2 separate regions of the Homo sapiens genome follow, and region 1 is linked to region 2. A link is a loop called in an ENCODE intact Hi-C map of the cell type or tissue named here. Cell type or tissue: HepG2. All regions are shown on one strand.

What was found. Peaks named below come from ENCODE experiments on the same cell type or tissue, not always from the same donor. Only the 100,000 strongest peaks of a DNase experiment are listed, where the experiment ranks them.
Region 1: a loop joins it to region 2, with 4 times the contacts of the local background. A loop is called at or near these places in 22 of 110 quality-filtered maps.

The regions. Positions count from the first base shown.
Region 1 is chr4:73,344,243-73,346,742 of GRCh38, forward strand. The region is part of intron 3 of ANKRD17-DT (ANKRD17 divergent transcript); the gene reads left to right. Among named protein-coding and RNA genes, the nearest start is that of ALB, 59 kb to the right of the region's middle. In HepG2, no CTCF peak of the experiment used is centred here; DNase peaks (open chromatin) are centred at 1,299 and 1,589; H3K4me3 peaks cover 1,375 bases.
Region 2 is chr4:73,433,379-73,435,878 of GRCh38, forward strand. No RefSeq gene overlaps it. Among named protein-coding and RNA genes, the nearest start is that of AFP, 1.6 kb to the right of the region's middle. RefSeq lists a promoter at 1-2,500, silencers at 1,020-1,426, 1,050-1,080 and a cis regulatory region at 2,441-2,500. In HepG2, a CTCF peak has its summit at 1,182; a DNase peak (open chromatin) is centred at 1,183; H3K4me3 peaks cover 373 bases.

The DNA of each region.
Region 1 (2,500 bases), 89 kb before region 2:
GTCTTTAAACAAACTACCAAATGTGGATCACCTTATGAAACAGTATGTACATTTTTATGGTATTGAAACATATTGCCACATTGCCTTCAGAAAGGTTGTATACTATTAATATTACCATAAACAGTGTATGAGGGCACGTTTGGCACACACTTGCACTATCACTATGCATTATGTATTTTGAATATTTTCCAATTTTGTTTGCTCCTTTCTGTTAGCTGGCTGTTTGTGTCAGCTTCACCCTAGCAATGGCTTTTTATGTTGAAGAAGCATTTGGTTCCAATTTCCATTTTCTTTATATATTCCCAGAACTAGCCTTATTTTGCCATCCCAGAAATACCTGCAGCTATGGTAGTGTTCTGTCCTCCAATGTTTAAGTTCCGACTTCTTTCACGATTCATTATACTAATCCATTTTGTTTATGTTGGAAGTTTTCTTTATTATATGTTCCAATAATCCCACATTTCTACTTTGTCTCTATTCCATTTTCCACTGGGAGTCAGAGTATTCATAAGAGATAAATTATCTGCCATTCCTTGAGGCAGAAACCCTCAGTATTCTTTCTTCATTTCTGTTGTAGCTCTACTTCTCTATTCCTTTTATTCAGTTCAATTTTTTTTGTGGCTTCTCTTTTTTTCTTGATCAATTGTGCCAGAAGTTTTCAAATTTTATTAATATTTTTAAAGATTTATTTTATTTGTTTAATGAATTTCTCTGTTGCCTCTTTTTTTTCCCAGTTTATCTACTGCTGCTGTTATCCATATTATTTCTTTCTAAAATATATTGGTCTTCCTCCTGCTTTATAATCTTCTTCTGCAGCTGTCTTTGGCAGATTTTAACAGGAATTAACTGACAAAGGGGAAACGCAATTCTCAAAGTTTCTGTCCCAACTTTACAAAATAAAGAAAAGAAGGATGGGTTTAGATCAGAGAGACAGTAACTTAAGAACTAACCAATATGATCCAAATGATATATTCTTGGAATTTAGCTTTTATTTTCCAAGGGAAAAATATTAAATTAATTTTTTCTTTCTTTCTTCCTGTTCTTGTTCATTTTGTTCTTGCTGTTTTTCTCTTCCCCTTCTTTTTCCTCCTTCTCCCACTTCTTCAGTTATAGCTCTGAACACAGATAAAATAATGGTTATCTATAGAAGAATGAAGAAGCTATGGTATCCATGTCTTTGTCAGCATGTACTGCATTCTTGAAACACTGAATTTCTTGTAACATTTAATGAACTGCTCTTGCAATAACAGGATGTTGAGTGTTGAGAGATAAGTGATTAAGTTAGATCTGGATTTGAGTCCCGGCTTATTTATTAACTAAGCCTATGGCCTTGGATAAGTTACCTAACCTCTCCAACGCTCAGTTTTCTTTTTTGCCCTGAGGGTAAAATAAAATAATACGTGTGAAACCTAGTGCCTGGCACAAGATAAGTGCTCAGTAAATGCTAGCTGTTTATTATAATTTTCCATATTAAACCACTGTGGAATACTTTTTCTGTCATATAAAACATTGTTGAAATGCCTGCCATATATTAGTGCCCTGAAGTCCAAAGGTAGAGGAACCGAGTGTTTAAAAATTACTGTGGCTGTGGAGTCAACATGATGTAAAAAAACAAACATTTGGATAACACCAAGAAGCCAGATATGGTTGAAATGTTGACTGGTTGACAAAAATAATTTGGGTTGCTTAATGGTGCACAAAGGTAATGCAAAACACACTCTCTAGATATATAATATCTTCACCTTTAATTTCTTTCTAAAGTACCTAAGAATTGGAATTTTTTTCCTCAATAGTAACTGTGTGGGTTATACTCAGTTTGAGACATTTCTGATTCCTACAAGTAGAAGAAAAAAATTTTTTACAGTGATATTTTCTCTTTTATAGAAATTGTATTACTTATAAATTTCTTGCCTTATAAGTTATACACCATTTAAAACGCATTCGATGTTTAAATAATTGTCTGCAAGAAGCAGCAGCAATTCTGCAGGACTTTTGGCCCGTATTTAAACTGGATAGCTTTCTATGCACAAGCCTCTGTACTAAGTGGTAGTCAAAGATCTGTATAGTTAGCTCAATTCAGTTCCACGAACATAAATTGGGATCTTACAACAGGCTAACAGAACGGGCATCCATGAACAAAAGGCTGCATGTTTATGTATGAATAGAAAAAGATAGCAGACCATATCAACTTAAGCCACTGTTAATGATATTGTCTTAGTAAAAGAATGACAGCAATATGCTAGATGCCTGTTAAGCCTCCAAAAACACATTCTCAATCTGATTACAATAGCAACACTTTTTGTAAGACTTTAAGTAATACTTTAAAAAAAACTGTGGGCTAGGCGTGGTGGCTCACGCCTGTAATCCCAGCACTTCGGGAGGCCGAGGCGGGCGGATCACCTGAGGTCAGGAGTTTGAGACCTGCCTGACCAATATGGCGAAACCCTGTCTCTACTAAAACTACAAAACATTAGCTGGGAGTGGTGGTGCGTGCCTGTAA
Region 2 (2,500 bases):
TGTGATTACTGATACTATTGTCTGTTTCTCTGATTAGGCAGTAAGCTCAACAAGAGCTACATGGTGCCTGTCTCTTGTTGCTGATTATTCCCATCCAAAAACAGTGCCTGGAATGCAGACTTAACATTTTATTGAATGAATAAATAAAACCCCATCTATCGAGTGCTACTTTGTGCAAGACCCGGTTCTGAGGCATTTATATTTATTGATTTATTTAATTCTCATTTAACCATGAAGGAGGTACTATCACTATCCTTATTTTATAGTTGATAAAGATAAAGCCCAGAGAAATGAATTAACTCACCCAAAGTCATGTAGCTAAGTGACAGGGCAAAAATTCAAACCAGTTCCCCAACTTTACGTGATTAATACTGTGCTATACTGCCTCTCTGATCATATGGCATGGAATGCAGACATCTGCTCCGTAAGGCAGAATATGGAAGGAGATTGGAGGATGACACAAAACCAGCATAATATCAGAGGAAAAGTCCAAACAGGACCTGAACTGATAGAAAAGTTGTTACTCCTGGTGTAGTCGCATCGACATCTTGATGAACTGGTGGCTGACACAACATACATTGGCTTGATGTGTACATATTATTTGTAGTTGTGTGTGTATTTTTATATATATATTTGTAATATTGAAATAGTCATAATTTACTAAAGGCCTACCATTTGCCAGGCATTTTTACATTTGTCCCCTCTAATCTTTTGATGAGATGATCAGATTGGATTACTTGGCCTTGAAGATGATATATCTATATCTACATCTATATCTATATCTATATCTATATCTATATCTATATATGTATATCAGAAAAGCTGAAATATGTTTTGTAAAGTTATAAAGATTTCAGACTTTATAGAATCTGGGATTTGCCAAATGTAACCCCTTTCTCTACATTAAACCCATGTTGGAACAAATACATTTATTATTCATTCATCAAATGTTGCTGAGTCCTGGCTATGAACCAGACACTGTGAAAGCCTTTGGGATATTTTGCCCATGCTTGGGCAAGCTTATATAGTTTGCTTCATAAAACTCTATTTCAGTTCTTCATAACTAATACTTCATGACTATTGCTTTTCAGGTATTCCTTCATAACAAATACTTTGGCTTTCATATATTTGAGTAAAGTCCCCCTTGAGGAAGAGTAGAAGAACTGCACTTTGTAAATACTATCCTGGAATCCAAACGGATAGACAAGGATGGTGCTACCTCTTTCTGGAGAGTACGTGAGCAAGGCCTGTTTTGTTAACATGTTCCTTAGGAGACAAAACTTAGGAGAGACACGCATAGCAGAAAATGGACAAAAACTAACAAATGAATGGGAATTGTACTTGATTAGCATTGAAGACCTTGTTTATACTATGATAAATGTTTGTATTTGCTGGAAGTGCTACTGACGGTAAACCCTTTTTGTTTAAATGTGTGCCCTAGTAGCTTGCAGTATGATCTATTTTTTAAGTACTGTACTTAGCTTATTTAAAAATTTTATGTTTAAAATTGCATACTGCTCTTTCATTGAAGAAGTTTTGAGAGAGAGATAGAATTAAATTCACTTATCTTACCATCTAGAGAAACCCAATGTTAAAACTTTGTTGTCCATTATTTCTGTCTTTTATTCAACATTTTTTTTAGAGGGTGGGAGGAATACAGAGGAGGTACAATGATACACAAATGAGAGCACTCTCCATGTATTGTTTTGTCCTGTTTTTCAGTTAACAATATATTATGAGCATATTTCCATTTCATTAAATATTCTTCCACAAAGTTATTTTGATGGCTGTATATCACCCTACTTTATGAATGTACCATATTAATTTATTTCCTGGTGTGGGTTATTTGATTTTATAATCTTACCTTTAGAATAATGAAACACCTGTGAAGCTTTAGAAAATACTGGTGCCTGGGTCTCAACTCCACAGATTCTGATTTAACTGGTCTGGGTTACAGACTAGGCATTGGGAATTCAAAAAGTTCCCCCAGTGATTCTAATGTGTAGCCAAGATCGGGAACCCTTGTAGACAGGGATGATAGGAGGTGAGCCACTCTTAGCATCCATCATTTAGTATTAACATCATCATCTTGAGTTGCTAAGTGAATGATGCACCTGACCCACTTTATAAAGACACATGTGCAAATAAAATTATTATAGGACTTGGTTTATTAGGGCTTGTGCTCTAAGTTTTCTATGTTAAGCCATACATCGCATACTAAATACTTTAAAATGTACCTTATTGACATACATATTAAGTGAAAAGTGTTTCTGAGCTAAACAATGACAGCATAATTATCAAGCAATGATAATTTGAAATGAATTTATTATTCTGCAACTTAGGGACAAGTCATCTCTCTGAATTTTTTGTACTTTGAGAGTATTTGTTATATTTGCAAGATGAAGAGTCTGAATTGGTCAGACAATGTCTTGTGTGCCTGGCATATGATAGGCATTTAATAGTTTTAAAGAATTAATGTATTTAGATGAATTGCATACCA